Regions from separate parts of the Homo sapiens genome. Here region 1 is linked to region 2. The links are chromatin loops, found by intact Hi-C in ENCODE. Cell type or tissue: PC-3. All regions are shown on one strand. Links, peaks and the distances in the headings refer to the core of each region. The heading gives the core; the rest is flanking DNA.

The links. A loop is a pair of places that touch in the nucleus more often than their neighbours do. Peaks named below come from ENCODE experiments on the same cell type or tissue, not always from the same donor. Only the 100,000 strongest peaks of a DNase experiment are listed, where the experiment ranks them.
Region 1: it touches region 2 in a loop (4-fold over the local background); 7 of 110 quality-filtered maps call a loop at or near these places.

The regions. Positions count from the first base shown.
Region 1 is chr3:100,459,639-100,468,004 of GRCh38, reverse strand. No RefSeq gene overlaps it. Among named protein-coding and RNA genes, the nearest start is that of TMEM45A, 29 kb to the left of the region's middle. RefSeq lists enhancers at 1,481-1,981, 1,711-2,020. In PC-3, for the core only: CTCF peaks have their summits at 4,704 and 4,903 (motif pointing left); DNase peaks (open chromatin) are centred at 4,064 and 4,894.
Region 2 is chr3:99,827,710-99,836,075 of GRCh38, reverse strand. All of the region lies in intron 1 of CMSS1 (cms1 ribosomal small subunit homolog), which reads right to left. FILIP1L (filamin A interacting protein 1 like) reads left to right here. Exons shown (of 6, transcript NM_001387850.1): 6 at 5,471-7,265. The coding sequence ends at 5,662. All of the region lies in intron 1 of LOC105374010 (a long non-coding RNA gene), which reads right to left. Among named protein-coding and RNA genes, the nearest start is that of HP09053, 8.0 kb to the right of the region's middle. In PC-3, for the core only: a CTCF peak has its summit at 3,906 (motif pointing left); a DNase peak (open chromatin) is centred at 3,905; H3K27ac peaks cover 358 bases.

The sequences.
Region 1 (8,366 bases), core at 331-8,330, 630 kb before region 2:
TTTTCATTAATCAAAACTTTATGGAGAATATAAGCAGTTATCCTCACCATTTTTTCTATCGGTTTGCACAGCAAGAGTGAGGCCAAAAGACTTTGGCCTAACAAGGCCAAAAGTCTGACTGGGTAAAAAAAAAACTTTTACCCTTTTGCTGGCATGTCAGGCTTCTGGGTTCCCTTCCCCTGAGCTCAATTCTAAGCCAAGCAGTTTAAGGTTTGGTAAATTAATTTTTCCTAGTTTAGAGGATGCATCTGAGGAGAGTGTCCTATAGTATGGGGATGCAATTACCCATCCACAAAGAGAGGACAGAGGAGGAAAAAGGAAAAAGAAGGCTTTTTTTCCAAGATGCCCCCCCAGGACTCAGGATGCATTCAAGGGGGGTACGAACTAAAGATGAATGGTTCTTTAGACAAAAGAACTGCCTCAGTGGGTGCATGGACTAAAACAGAGCAAGTGCTACTGACCCCATTTTGGGAAGATGAATTGTTACCCAGCTGGGAAGAGTGGATAAGCCATCCCCAATTCCTTTTACTTCCCAGTGAATACCCAGGGTACATGAGGGAGAGAAAAAATAGGCATCTCTTTTCTTTCTTATGTCCTTGTATCTGAGTCCCAGCGACCTTGACAAGGTGCCACCCATGGGTGCCAATGTGGCTTTCACTCATAGTAACAGAAGGGCCAAGGGGGTGGGAATATTTGAACTCACCCACATATGCCCTGTCCCTGCCTGTTGTCATAACCTTTGAGTTCCCTAGGCCTCATTTATGCCATGGATACAGGCATGACCTCTATCCATGAAACAGGAGGCTTGGTTTGATTGGCAGGAATTAGCCATGGTCACTTATGCTTTGCATTTTAACTTCCATTGTTGTCTGCCTCTGGACCCCTCATATTCAATTTTCTATCCTGAGTCTTCAACTCTAAGCTTGGAATTGAGTTTGGGACAAAAGAACTGCCTCAGTGGGTACATGGACTCATCAAGTCCCAGGTGTCCCTCGCCAGACTGCAGCCAGCAGCCAGCGGGACTGCTCCTCTGCTGCCTCCTTACCATAAGCCAAATGCTAAGGTAAAGCTGAGGAGCTGGGTCCTCTTCAAACAAGGGAGCGAAAAAGGGTGTCCTGTGGCCTAACAAGATGCCTTCCAAAAGGAGGAAAAAAAACTCTTGCATAGAAAACTCCCTATATCTACAGGGCTGTGTTAACTGCTGACAGGGTGGAGAAAAGGAAGAAAAAAAAGCTTAAGTTCAGGGCTGGGAAGATGCCTTGGGTAGAAACCTCTTATTTATTCTTATGCAAGTGGGTTTCTTCAACAGGAAAAGAAACTTTTAATTGCTGTCTCCTCCTTCTTGGCTCAGCAAGGGGAGGAAAGACTCCTTGGGCACCTAGCAGGAGGGGACGGCAAGTGAGAAATGCTGGCCAGCCAGCCATGAGGGACCCTTGTGCTGTGTGCCCCAGCCAGGAGGGGAGCAGGGCAGGGAGCTTGCCAATCTGTCTTGTGTGCATGCCTGTGGCCATTGGGGTGGGGGTGGAACATGCCCACTAAAAGATAGGTGCCATTACAGTCCTGAAAAAAGAAGGAAAATGCCATAGAAAAGACTGGGTTGGACAAAGGCCAACATTCCTGACCCCTGAGAGCAACAGGGGGGCAGGGGGCAGGTTGCAGTATCCCCTGCCTTCCGAAAAAGTCTGAGGATAAGAAAGCTCAGAAACAAAAGTGAAAGAGATTGTTGGGTCCACATTTTACTCAACCTTCTGACAAATGCCAGACAAGCCTCCAAAATGATGCAGAATTTTTTGCTCTGAACTAAGGTTCAGCTTGGTCTGGGTTCTTGTCTCACAATCAGGAAGAAGTAGATACATGGACACTGGAAGAGTGAGCAAGGCAGGAAGTTTTACTGAGTGATGAAACAGCTTTTAGTGGGGAAGTTACACAGGGGTAGTTCCCCTGCCTGAAGGTAAGAGAGTTTCCAATATGGCTGAGCCCAGGGCTTTTTATGGGCTCAGAATAGGGAGTGCGTGCTGATTAGCTTGTGAGTATGCAAAAAAGTCAAAGACACCACTTAAAAATGGGCATGATAGTGTAGGAAACCAATTAGGAAAGGGTAGGTATATGTAAAATAGTTGAAGGCTGAGTATCAATCAGAGGAAAGCACGCCAAACAGGAGGGCGGGTTCTCAATCTGGTTCAAGGATTTACCTGGGACTGTTTCTGACTTGAAGGTTGAATTTCACCGGGGACCCACCCCTACCTGCCTAGGTATTTATCAACAAGGCTGCAATCAAGTTGTCAGTCATGTGAAGCTCGATTAAAGAAGGATCCATTTCCAAGTTCACATGGCTGTTAGCAGGATTCAGTTCTTTGCAGGTTTTCAGAATGAGGGCATTTCCTTGATGACTACTGGCAAGAGGTCACCCTCAATTCCTTCCCCACGGGCTTCTTCATATGGCAGCTTAAACCCCCTTATACATATATAGTTTGCAAATATTTCTTCCCAATCTGTAGGTTGCCATTTCATTTTGTTGTTTCCTTTGCTATGCAGAAGCTTTTTAGTTTGATATAGTCCCATTTATTTATTTTTGCTTTTATAGTGAGCTTTTGGTATGATATCCAAAAAATTACTGCCACTGCCAGTGTCCAAAAACTTTTTCCCTTTGTTCTCTTTTAGGAAATTTATAGTTTCAGGTTTACATTTAGGTATTTTATCAATTTTGCAAAACTCCTAATTTTGGTACATAGCATCTGTTACAGTCAGCCCTCTGTATCTGTGGGTTCCACATCCAGGGATTCAACCAACCATGAAAAAATATTTGAGAAAAGATAAATGGTTGTGTCTGCCCTGAACATCCACAAATTTGTTTTTCTTTTTATTATCCCCTAAATAATACAGTATAACAACTAGTTATATAGCATTCACATTGTATTAGGTATTATAAACAACCTAGAAATGATTAAAAGTACAGTTATTATTCCTTGTTATATGTGGGGGATTTGTTCCAGGACTCCCAAGTACACCAAAAGCCATGCATACTCCAGGTCTTGAAGTCAGCCCTTTGGAACCCACGTATAAGAAGAGTTGGTGCTCCATATACACTGGTTTGACATTCCTCAATAATGTATTTTCCATCTGTGTTTGGTTGAAAACATCTGCTTATAAGTGGACCTGCACAGTTTAAGCCAACATTGTTCAAAAGTCAACTGTATACAGAACGATATGCATAGGTTATATGCCAATGCTACACCATTTTATATAGGAAACTTGAGCATCCATGGATTTTGGTATCCACAGGGGGTCCTGGAATCAATCCCCTATGGATAGTGAAGGACAGCTGTGTATCTTGATGCCTCAGCCAAAATCTCAATATAAGCATTCTGTTTTGTGTATATGTCTATTTTTCCAACAAAAATTGAAGTTCCTTGAAGGCAAGGACTGTGTCTCACTCATCTTGGTGTGCCCCACCTATTACGCTGCAGTACATGCAGCCCTTAGTAAATATCCATGAATTAGCAAAGCAGAGAGGAAACTGTTTCAAGATGTTTATAATACTTAAGAAATGGCTTTGCTGGCTGGGCATGGTGGCTCACACCTGTAATCCCAGCATTTTGGGAGGACAAGCTGGGCTGATCACTTGAGGCCAGGAGTTCGAGACCAGCCTGGCCAACATGGCAAAACCCCATCTCTACCAAAAATAGAAAACTTAGTCAGGCATGTTGGGGCATGCCTGTAATCCCAGCTATTAGGGTGGCTGAGGCAGGAGAATCACTTGAACCCGGGAAACAGAAGTTGCAGTGAGGAGATCGCACCACTGCACTTCAGCCTAGATGACAGAGTGAGACTTTGTCTCAAAAAAAAAAATGCCTTCACTGTTGTTTCATTCATTATTTCTTTCACTCATTCAACAAACCTATTCATGCACCATGCTGTTTGCCAAGAGGATATTCTCAACTTAGAAGGAGAGTACCATAATTTCTTTTCCCACTTCAAGAAACTCTTCTTTGTCTTCTAGCCACAGAGCTAACAATGACTAATGACGGAACTTTGGGAAAGCAGCATGCTAATATGTCTGAAGTGGCATAGCAATATTGCCTCTGTGATGTATCCCTCCCTGAAATTGTCACACCATGTGATTCACTCAAAACCTTCCAATAGCTTCCCATGACACTTAGAATAACAACCACCTAGGTAACAGATTATCCACCCTTTGCATTTTCCAGCTTCGTTTTCCATTGCACACCTGTCATGCACTCCTTTCCAGGAATATGTTGCTATTTTTAAAAGAAGCCAAGCAAGCTCTTACCTTAGTGCCTTTACACTGCTGCGCTGCTGCCTGAGACCCTTTTCCCTCATTTCATTCATACCTCAGCTCAAATACCACCTCATCAGACAGGCTTTTTTGGAAACTCACTCTTAAAAAGCATTCCCGTTATCTCTATTTCCTAACTGTTTTTGATTCTTCATGACATTATGCTATATTTTTCTTTGATTTTTGTTTACCATCTGACATGGTTTGGCTCTGAATCCCCACTCAAATCTCATCTCGAATTGTAATCCCCACGTGTTGAGGGAGGGAACTGGTGGGAGGTGATTTGATCATGGGGGCAGTTTCCCCCATGTTTTTCTCATGATAGTGAAGAAGCTTTTAAGAGATTTGATGCTTACACCTGTAATCCCAGCCCTTTAGGAGGCTGAGTGGGGAGGATCATTTGAGCCCAGGAGCTCAAGGCTGCAGTGAGCTATGATCACACCACTGTACTCCAGGCTGGATGACAGACTCTAAAAAAAAAAAAAAGAAAGAAAGAAAGAAAAGAAAAACGTAACGATAGTGATTTTGTCTTTGGCCAAACACTGAGGCTTGCGTCCAGCATTACCTGTCCAAATGCTGGTTCAAGTCTGCCCCCTAGAGTAGAGTAACCAGAATGTCTTGACAGTAATAATGAGCTGTATTAAGGTCATAACAACACTTGGCTTTTCTGGGAGGCTGTCATACTGTTTTCTGCATTACTTGAAAGTGTGTCAGCTATTACTTTTATAAGCAAAAAAAGTTTCCATTTTAGGAGGGAAAATATCAACTCCAAATACAGTTTTTCATTGTGAGAGAGTCATCTATGACAGTGTTTGGCCTACAATAGGCAGAATTAATTCAAGTTTTAGGGTCCTGCTTGTTTAGAGTCACACTCTCAAACTGTATATGGTCGTCGCTCAGTATGCACAGGAGGTTGGCCCAGGATCCTCACAGATACCAAAATCCGATGATGTTCATATCTCTTATATAAAATGACATAGTAATTGCATATAACCTATTCACATCTTCCTACATACTTTAAATCATCTCTAGATTACTTATAATACCTAACACAATGTAAACACTATGCAAAAAGTTGCTATACTGTATTGTTTTTATTTGGATGGTCTTTTATTGTTGTATTATTATTATTATTGGTTTTATTTTTGAATGTTTTTGATCTGTGATTGGTCGAATCTGTTGATGTAGAACCTGTGCATATGGAAAGCCAGCTATATATTGAGATGCTACTATGTGATAGGTGCCTATTAAGTTTTGGGAATGGAAAGATGATTAAGATATGGTTTCTCTCACTAAGAGTTCACGGGCTAGAGAGGAAGACAGACGTGTAAGGAAATCATTCCATTACATAATGAAGCCTACATGAGCTATACTATAGCACAAGAAAGAATATGAATAGACAGGGCACTTTTATTTCGAGAAGAAAGACGGAAACAAGGAAGAACGGAAGAAAGACAGTTTAGGTATAACAAAATTTACTTAAAATGTTGTAACTAGTATTAGGCCAATTAACCCAAAATAGCACCTTGGATTAATTAAATTTAAATACATTTTAAGCTCAGTTAAACTTAAAAACTAAAATGTTAGTAATATAAAAAGAGGTTTGAAAGTTAGCCAAGGTATAGATCAGTGCTATCTAATAGAAATATAATATGAGACATATATGCTGTTTTAAATTTTCTAGTAACTACATTTATATAAGGAAAAAAGATAATTAATTTTCATAATATATTTGATTTAACCAAATATATCTAAAATATTATTATTTCTATTGTAAGAAATGAAGCAAGATATAAAGGGCCTGAAATCAGGTTGTAGCAATGAGAATAGAGGGAATTCGGTAGATCCAAGTGATATTTAGAGGCAAAATAGACACAAGTTGATGATTAATTAGATGGAGAATGGGAGAAAAGGAGGAGTACAAGTGGCTTCAAACCCAGGTAAGTTCTTCCACGAGCAACTGGTAAATGATGCTACCAGTCACTGAGATAGGGAACACAGAAAGAGGGGCAGAAGGAGAGCAGACAGGGCAATAAAGAACAGTTTACTTTCAAAAGATGAGTTTGAGATGTCTGTGAAACCTGTAACTAATATGTCCAAAGGATGCTTTTATATATGAGTGTGCTGCTCAGGAGAGAGTCTGCACCACAGGGACAGATTTGGGAGCCATCAGCACATAGGTGGCCGATACCCTGCACGTGTTTGAGATTACCCAGGGAAGATAAGGTAACTGAGGCAAATGCTTAGACAGAGCTCTGAAGAAAATCCGTATTTAAGGTATATGGATCTCTCACCAAAGCACCAAAACAACCAGCAGTGATAGGAGAGGTACAAGGAAAACCAGAAGAATATAAGTCTCAACAGCCAGCCAGAGAGGGGCTTCAAGAGGGAGGGAGTAATCAGCAATGTCTGATGCTTCTAGAAAGTCAAGCAAAGTCAAGAGATGTTTTCACAGAATTTGACAGTAAGGAGCTCAAGGGTGACTTTGAAGAGAACGGTTTCTATAAAGGGTAAGGACAGAAGTCACATTGCAGCAGACTCAAAACTGAGGGGAAATGTAGATAACTCTTCAAGAAGTTTTCTATGAAAAGGAAGATAGCTAAGTTGGTTACTATTGGCTATCAAGAATGGTATCTCTTGGTATGTTATGAGGGAAAGTTTTTATGGCAGAAGTGACGGCCGGGCGCGGTGGCTTACGCCTGTAATCCCAGCACTTTGGGAGGCTGAGGTGGGCGGATCACGAGGTCAGGCGATTGAGACCATCCTGGCTAACACGGTGAAACCCCGTCTCTGCTAAAAAAAATATAAAGAAATTAGCTGGGCATGGTGACCGGCGCCTTAGTCCCAGCTACTCGGGAGGCTGAGGCAGGAGAATGGCGTGAACCCCGGAGGCGGAGCTTGCAGTGAGCCGGGATCTCGCCACTGCACTCCAGCCTGGGCGACAGAGCGAGACTCCGTCTCAAAAAAAAAAAAACAAAGTGACTTGACTCCACTTAAACACCATTTAAAATTATGTAATAAACAATTTTATCGATTAAAGAGATGTTAATGATATATTCTTAACTGAAATGAGATTATGACTGAAAAAGTGTTTGATGTGCACTTACGTTCATGTGCACATGTACACGTAAATAGCATTCTGGAAGTACATACACCAAGGCATTAACCATATTTATCTCCGAGAAGGTAAACAAACACATTTAAAATTTTTGTTCTGTTAGGCGTGGGGGCTCACACCAGTAATCTCAGCACTTTGAAGAGGCCAAAGCAGGAAGATCTCTTGAGCCCAGGAGTTTCAGAACAGCCTGGGCAACATAGGGAAACCCCCCCACCTTACAAATACTTTTTTTTTAATTAGCTGGCTGTGGTGGTGTATGCCTATGGTCCCAGCTACTGGGGCGACTAGGGTGGCAGGATCACTTGAACCCAGGAGGTTGAGGCTGCAGTGAGCAGTGTTTGCACGGTGGAAGATGATTGGATCATGGGGAAAGTTTCCCCAGTGCTGTTCTCATGATTGTGAATGAATTCTCACAAGATCTGATGGTTTTATAAAGCAATTTTCCCTGCTCTTGCTAGCTCTCTCTTTCCTGCCATCAAGTGAAGAAGGTCCTTGCTTCCCCTTCGCCTTCTGCCATGATTGTAGGTTTCTTGAGGCCTCCCCAGCCATGTGCAAATGTGAGTCGATTAAACCTCTTTTAAACCTCTTTTCTTTATAAATTACCCAGTCTTGGGCAGTTCTTTTTTTTTTTTTTTTTTTTTTTTTAGATGGCGTCTCACTCTGCCACCCAGGCTGGAGAGCAGTGGAGCAATCTCAGCTCACTGCAACCTCTGCCTCCCAGGTTCAAGCAATTCTCCTGCCTCAACCTCTCGAGTAGCTGGGATTACAAGTGCCTGCCACCACACCTGGCTAATTTTTGGTATTTTTATTAGAGATGGAGTTTCACTGTGTTGGCCAGGCTGGTCTTGAACTCCTGACCTCAGATGATCCACCTGCCTCGGTCTCCCAAAGTGCTGGGATTACAGGCATGAGCCACTGCATCTGGCCTTGTGCAGCTCTTTATAGCAGTGT
Region 2 (8,366 bases), core at 53-8,052:
TTGCTTAGTGCCCAAAGTCCAAACCTTCTACCATGGCCTTCATCTTTCGTTTCATCTCCCTTTGAAACTCTGGACATACCCTCACATCTTCACCAGGACACCATACTAACTATCCTCCCACATACTACTGGGCCTTCTTACCTTTGATCATGCTGTTTGTAGGGCTGAAATACTCTTCTTCCTTTGTTCCTCATACTAAAATCCTACTCATCCCTCATGTGTCACTTCCTCTGGAAAACCTTCCTTACTTTTTAGTTTTCCACTGAGTTTCCAAAACTGCTGTCTGTAATTCTATTATTGCACGTCATTCTACCTCATAATTATTTGTTACCCCTCCTATGCTATCATCTCAAAAGCAAGAATCAGCTATCATTTATTTTTGAACTCCTTATATCAATGTTTCTTAAAATGCAGTCATTGACCACCTTCATCAGAATCACATATGACTTTGCAGAGTTTCACATTCCCAGACCTATTAATTCCCACTGCAGGGATTCTGCATCCTAACAGGCTCTCTGGGCATATAAAATTTAAGAACCATGGTCCTATTCTACCCAGGACTTAAATAGTGCTCATAGTAGGTGCTCAACAAAAGCTCATATGGCTAATAAAGGCACCTGGTAGCCATAGCTGGCCTGCATTTGTCCTTTTCACAGAATCACAGAATGTCAAAGCCAAAGGACTTTACAGGTGATCTAAAAGAACTACTGCATTTTTCAAACAAAAGACATGAAAACAGGAAAGAACAGATAATGTCTCTGGGTGAACTCTAAAAAAGAAAGATTCACAAGGACCAGACAAAGTAGCATAAGGAGGATAAAGGACATGTGAGTGGGCCTTTTCTGGGTCAAAGGTGATTAGAAGTATAGCCCAGGAATCAGTGCTGCTTATTCAGCTGCCTTAACTCCCACCCTTAGCAACATATTGCCTATAAATAATTGGAGAGAGAGGAAAGTTGAGAGATAAAGCAGGAAAACAAGAAAGGTAAAACAATCAAAGAAGTTAGGATTATGACCAAGAAATAGGCATCTTAAGAAGTGATATAAGGAAAAAGACAAAGATGATGCTGATGATGATCACAACAGGAACACCTAACACCCGAAACTTTAGATGGGCCAGGGACTTTATTACACAATATCTCTACTCCCCAAAGAAAACTTACAAGTAGGTATTTCAATCCCCAGATGAAGATTACAAAAGAGGAAACTGAGGTTTACATGGGTAAAGTGTTTGCTCAAAGAGACACAGCTAGTTAGTGCCAAAACTAGAATGAAGACCCAAGACTGGCTCCACGGCTTGTGCTCTAGATACTACCCAAAGGCTGTTATAAGATGTAAGCCTGAGAATGACTAAAACAATTAAGTGGGTGCAAATGAAGAAATGAGAAAGACACAGGAGAGGGGAGGGAGGAAAGGGTACAAAAAAAGAAAAGCTGAGTAAAAGGAAAAAAGTTCACAGATGGATAAAAAGAGAACAAATGAGGAAGACAAGTATTTAAGGTTAGTATATTTTATTTTAACAAAGTATTGCTACATCTGATGCTTGGTCTGACACAAAGTGGGGGCAACTGGGTTTGGAGCGATTTTGAAAACTTTATTTCAATGTTTATTCTTGGATTGCCCCCACTGCTGACTGTATAATTTCCACAGAAAGAGAGATTGAGAGGTGACTAGGTACAACCACAAACCATGATACATTACAGAATAAAGGCACCTATTTACTCTAACCTTTGCATCAGATATTGGACAACTCTTTAATATAAGCCATAGAAGTAGAACACTATTCAAAACCAAATGATCTCTCATAGGAGGTTAATGAGAATGAGCTAATAAAATCAAACAGCTTTCCTTTGAAAGACCCTTTCCTGTATAAAGCGTAAAACTTGTAGTGATAAAGTTTCATTGTTTAATAGGGGAGCTCTGAGAAAAATCAAGAGAAAAAAGCCAAAGCATCATTATGAAATTTTGGGCTAGCTGCCAGATTCATTATCTCTTATTTCCATTCCACCACTCCCCATAAATTAGCAGTGATTTGTCAAACAATATAAAAGACAAAAGAAAAGAAGGCAATAATATTTCAAATATATTTTTCTTCAGTTTAGCATTTCCTTCTTTTCATCACCATATCCATCATCATTGCTTATATACTTTCCCATTAAACACTGAGATAAAAACAAAACTACAAAAACACTGTCAATTCTGATAACACATGGCCTTGGCCAAGCATTCCACAGCTAAGTCCCCAAGGGAGTGAGCAGCCCTGAATCCAACCACCGTCCCACACCACCTCAATTACCACATATCAAAATGACCAGAGGTCTCTGGGAGTCTTCAACTTCTCAACCTCTAGAGCTAAGGTGTGATGCAGTCCCTGGAGTCAGGACCGCTCCTGAGAAAACACTGCTTTCTTACACAACACGTTGTCAATACAGATCAAAAAGTTCAAAGCACTTACAAAATTAATTTCCTTTAGAGAAAAGGAAACATCCTGACTCCAGCTGTCTGAGATCTGATAGTTTCTCCATAAATGCTGATTTTGTTCTGGTATATTTGTGCTCCATGATAAAGTGGAAGAACAAAAGAGTCATGTAGAAATTGGGCTATAGAACTGAGACTTTGAATACAACTGAAAACACTTCACCTTTCCATACTTCTTTTGCTCATTATGACTCAATGCCTTCTAATAACTCACTGTAACCAGGGAGTCTTCTAGATTGCTAGGTTTCTTTTGAGAATCTATGGATAAAACAAACCAACACTTTTAGAATTTAATATATTCCACAAATTTACTCCTCTTCTTTCTACTGCTCCCTAGGTGGAACCACTTCTTCTGCCTCATTGAACTCAACATCCTTCAGACTTTTAAGGCATTCCAAATCCCAGTCTTCATGTTGAACTGGGTTAAGCATTTATTAAAAAATCGTTTTCTTCTATGAATGAGCTTTCCAACTTGCTTAATCTCCTCCAAGACATCTGCTCTTTGATGAAACCCAGGAGCCTCCAACTCTGAGTAGAACATTCACTGTGTGGTCTTAAAAGAGCCATATGCATGTATTTCTCTTGCAATATGCATTCCAAATTTGGACAAAACTTTCTTGGAGCTATTTGACATAACGCTCTATAAAAATGATCCAAGAGATGACACATTTTAATGCTCCATACCTCATTTACTGAAACATGTCCAAGGATAAGTCATACAAGAAAAAAAAAAAAAACAACTTTTTTTTTTTTTTTTTTGAGACAGAGTCTTGCTCTGTGGCCCAGGCTGGAGTGCAATGCTATGATCTCGGCTCACTGCAACCTCCGCCTCGTGGGTTCAAGCGATTCTCCTGCCTTAGCCTCCAAGTAGCTGGGATTACAGGAGTGCGCCACGACGCCCGGCTGTTTTGTATTTTCAGTAGAGACAGGGTTTCACCGTGTTGGCCAGGCTGGTCTCGAACTCCTGACCTCAAGTGATCCGCCCGCCTCAGCCTCGCAAAGTGCTGGGATTACAGGTATGAGCCACTGCGCTAGGCCTTTTTTTTTTTTTTTTTAAAGATTTGGGAATGGCTGGGCGCAGTGGCTCACACCTGTAATCCCAGCACTTTGGGAGGCCAAGGCGGGCGGATCATGAGGTCAGGAGATCGAGATCATCCTGGCTAACACAGTGAAACCCCGTCTCTACTAAAAATACAAAAAATTAGCCGGGCGTGGTGGCGGTCGCCTGTGGTCCCAGCTACTGGGGAGGCTGAGGCAGGAGAATGGCGGGAGCCCGGGAGGCGGAGCTTGCAGTGAGCCGATATCGCGCCACTGCACTCCAGTCTGGGTGATACAGCGAGACTCCGTCTCAAAAAAAAAAAAAAAAAGATTTAGGAATGACAATTGGGGTTGTTCTGATAAAATAACAAGCCTTTGCTGCCATCTAGAGGTAAAAACTACGTAATGAAAATGGAGTTACCTAGAAAACAAAAGCTTGCACATCAATGGTGTAGAAACAAGTAGGAGCCCAGTAACCTTCAGGCAGCTGGGCCTGAAAGTATCAGTGACCACCATTCCAAGCCACATTTTCTTCACCAACACGTATCAGTGTTGCTCAAAAGAAACGAGCTCCACCAATACTGTGTGTCATACCAATCTGTCTCGGCCTTTCACAGTATTGAACTATGCATACCCAGGTAGGCTAGAGTTCCAGGTGAAGAAAAAATAAAGCTTACATCTAAAGGAAGTTCAATTATGGCAGCACTTTTCCAAGTGTGGTAGGCCAACCACCTGAGTTGAAGAAATCACTCTGAGAGTTTATTAAAAATGTGAATTGCTGGACATATCCACAAACCAATGAATTACAATGCATAGGAGTAAGATTCAGAAATCTACAATTTAAAGACGATCCCAACATAGATTTTTGAACACTAAATTGGAGACCCAATCTAAATCTTGATAAAGTTACAGGACATCACAGAAATCCATCTTGGGAAGGCTATTATTAATGCTATAGTCACAATATTAGCAGACTTGATTAGTCTGTCACTGACTTCAACTGCAGCTTCTACTGCTCATGGCTTGGATAATATGGTTGTTCACAGAAATGTCCTGATCTCCAAGTTGTTTCCTTCCTTTTTCGTCTTTTAAAACAATTTAGTGTTCCTTTTTCTCATAGCATACTTACTATAAAATATGTGGAGAACACAGAAAATGTAAGAAAAATCAAAAGTACCTGTAAGTCCACTAATCAGGGTTAACAACCAATAGCATGGGTGCATTTTCTTTTAGTATTTTTCTCTTCACATGTAAATAATTAAAGCATGTACACAGTTTTAAATTCTACTTTTAACATATCTAAGTAAACGTTTTCCTGAAGCTTTGGCCTCATTAACAAAGCATGTTGTCATAATTATACTATAATTCATTTAACACATCCTATTCATTTAACTGTCCATTTTTCATCATTATAAACAATGCTAAAATCAAATATCCTTGACTGCCTCTCTACATCCTAGAAAAGATTCATAAGGCTCTTGATACATACTACCAAGCTGTTCCACTAATCATCATTGGAGCTGCCCATCTCACTCATACTGTGAAAACTTTTAAAAGTCTGAAGGCCCAAGTCAAATGCCATATTCTTCATGAAGCACTCTTAAAGACAATCTCATTCGAAATTAACCTTTCTCTGGCAATCTCATGGCTCTTTGAGATTAATTTGGGACACTACTCTTGTATATGTCCTACTACACCGTGATTGCCAAATATCTATTCATCTCTGTATCTACCACTATCTCTATCAAGAACTGTGCACACAGCACACATTCAACACACACCAGATTACTTTACTGACATTCTTTTCTTCAACCTGACGATCTTTGATCTGATACATCCCCAGAAACTGGTGCTTTCAAAGCCAAATCCTCCAAACTGACTCCATGTCCTAAACAATTTCTACTTCTCCACCAACTGTACCATTAATTACCTTTTGTTCTCTTGTTTAATTCAAGATCAAGGAGGTATGCAAGCAGAGAATCCCAGCACGGATCCCTAAACCGAAATCTACAGGCATCACCAAGATTTCCACTAAAGCCCCCACAGTGCCTATGGATAAGCCTATTTACCAAAATGGCTGTGGGAAGCTACACATCGTGAGAACTGTCACCTCCAACACCTTCCTCCACGTGGGAGGGAGAAGGTAACTCATACCAATGCACTGCCTGGATACATTCATCTACAGAAATATGTGGAAAGCTAAAATTACCACTATGAAAGGCCAAAGGACCATCTCTCCAGGAAATGGTGAAGCAGCTTTGTGGACCTGATGAAGATCATCCCCCAAAAAGCAGCACGTCTACAATTATTTTACTTCTATATGTGTATATGCACACACAAACACTCGCAGGCCTAGACCCACACCCAAATCTACCCATTTCCTCATCCGACATATAATCTAACCCAAAGATGAACTATCTAGAATCAGCCTGGGATAGGACTGAATTCACTAGAACAGTTCAAGAGTTTTCTGGTGAAAACAGAAGTAATTCTTCATTCTACAGAACTTTGCTGATTAATCATATTTTGCTAAGAAAAGGTGATAGCAAAAATTCCTAATCTGAGTCAAGAAAATCAGATTATTTCCATCAAGATGACAGGACAATTAAAATCACACTTTAAGGTCTAAAACTATGATTTCTTTATGACCAGGAGGGAAAAAGCAAAGTGATAATTCTTAAAGGAGGAAAAGCATAACAAAAGTGAATAACAGCCGAATATATCCTTTGTGCAGAATACCTGACAATCACTGGTGTAGTAAGCATACCTGACCACTGGCACTTAGTCTCAGTAACATTGAGATATTTTAGGGAGACATGAATCAATATTCCAGGTGCTTGAAAAAATACAGAATTTATCATCTCACAGGACATTGTTTATTCATATCTCTTCTCTGAATAAACACTATCGAAAATCAGTTGATTCAACAAAAGCTTGGGGTTAGGAGACTCAAATTCCAATCCTAGATTTTCATTCATGTGACAACGAGCTTTGCATTCATCAATCTAAGCCTTGAGTTTCCACATGTAAAACAGGAAAGTGAAATAATTCCTCAGGTCCCTTCCAGTTCTGATAACCTATGAATATGCCCAACTATTAATACAAAATGTTGAATTCAAACAGTCATCTATAAGGGTAGACACAGTCCCCTGGCAGAAAGCTAAAGCAATTCTTTACATCACACTGAAAACTCTCTCATTGAATTGAGAGAAAGGTGTGCCTGTAATTCAGTGTGGACAGAGTAATACAGGACATTTTAAGACAAGGCATGTTTGACACAAAAGGCAGTTCAAAAAACATTTCAAAAAGCTTCAATCGAGGGGGGAAAAAAATCAATGGAACGACACTAAACATTTTTTGTGATCCTTCACTAAAAACTGGAAGCATGACCCTGGAAGAAATCCTCATGGTTAAGGACTGCTTTAGCCAGCTGCCCTGGGTTGGAGCCAGCAGAGCAAGAGTAAAGGAACTCCCATTCCCCATACTTATCTAACTAAGTCCACCTCATTGCACTAATGCCACTGTACAAACACCCCCAGGCCCCTGCAATTTCAAGGAGGAGAAGGAGCTAGAGGCCTGGGCAGCATTGAAAGGGATGATGGGCAGCATTGAGAGGGATGATGGGCAGCATTGAGAGGGATGATAGGCAGCATTGAGAGGGATGATGGGCAGCAGTCCCAGCAGGCAAGTGGCAGAGGGCAGTAGGGGGAGGTCAAGTGAATTAAAAGCCTGAAATGGAAAAGTCGAAGTGAAAGGAAAGCAGGAAGAGAATAGTAGAAGGGGATGGACTACAAAAGAAGGTGAAGACTGGGCATGGTGGCTCACGCCAGTAACCCCAGCACTTTGGGAGGCTGAGGTGAGAGGATTTCTTGAGGCCAGGAGCTCAAGACCAGTCTGGGCAACTTGGCAAGACCTTGTCTCTCCGAAAAGAAAAAAAAAAAAAAAAGCCAGGTGTGGTGGTGCACACCTGTAGTCCTAGCTAATTAGGAGGAAGAGGCAAGAGGACTGTTTGAGCCCAGAAGTCCGAGGCTGCAGTGAGCATGATCACACCACTGCACTCCAGACTGACTGACAGAGCAAGACCTTGTTTGTGGGGAAAAAAAAAAAAAAGGGTGCAGTGATGAAGCTCTAACATCAAAAAAAAAAAAATACACGTATGTACAGAGTGCTTAGTATTGTGCCTCACATAGAGCAGGTATTTGATAAATCTAGAGTGAATAGAGAATGAGTAAATGAAGAAGAGAAGGCCATTCAGTCAAGACATTTTCTCACTTGAGAAAACATGCTAAGAGATAGCAATGGTATGACAGGGTTAGGAAAAGTAGTTATGCCCAGGTGACATTCAACATTGGTAATTATGCTAATAGAAAAAAAACCCATTGGAATCCCTTAGTGAAAACCAAACAGGTTGAAAAGAAGCATAAAACAGGAAAAACAACATGCACTAACAATAGTCCCAGAAAAACAAAATACCTTGGGAAAAATTTTACTCTGAAATGAAGCACAAAATACGTTGTATGTTGAAGCTTTCAAAATTGTTTTCTCCCATGTCAGGAGACTTCCTAAAGTACATTTTTATCCAAGCTAGCATAAGTTTAAGAGGAAGCACAAAAAGAGGGACAAGATAGTATACAAAGTACTAAAAAATTTAGGTAGAAGCCAGGCACGGTGGCTCACGCCTGTAATCCCAGCACTTTGGGAGTCCGAGGCGGTGGATCACCTGAGGTTGGGAGTTCGAGACCAGCTTCACCAACGTGGAGAAACCTCGTCTCTACTAAAAATGCAAAATTAGCCGGGCATGGTGGCGCATGCCTGTAATCCCAGCTACTCCGGAGGCTGAGGCAGAAGAAT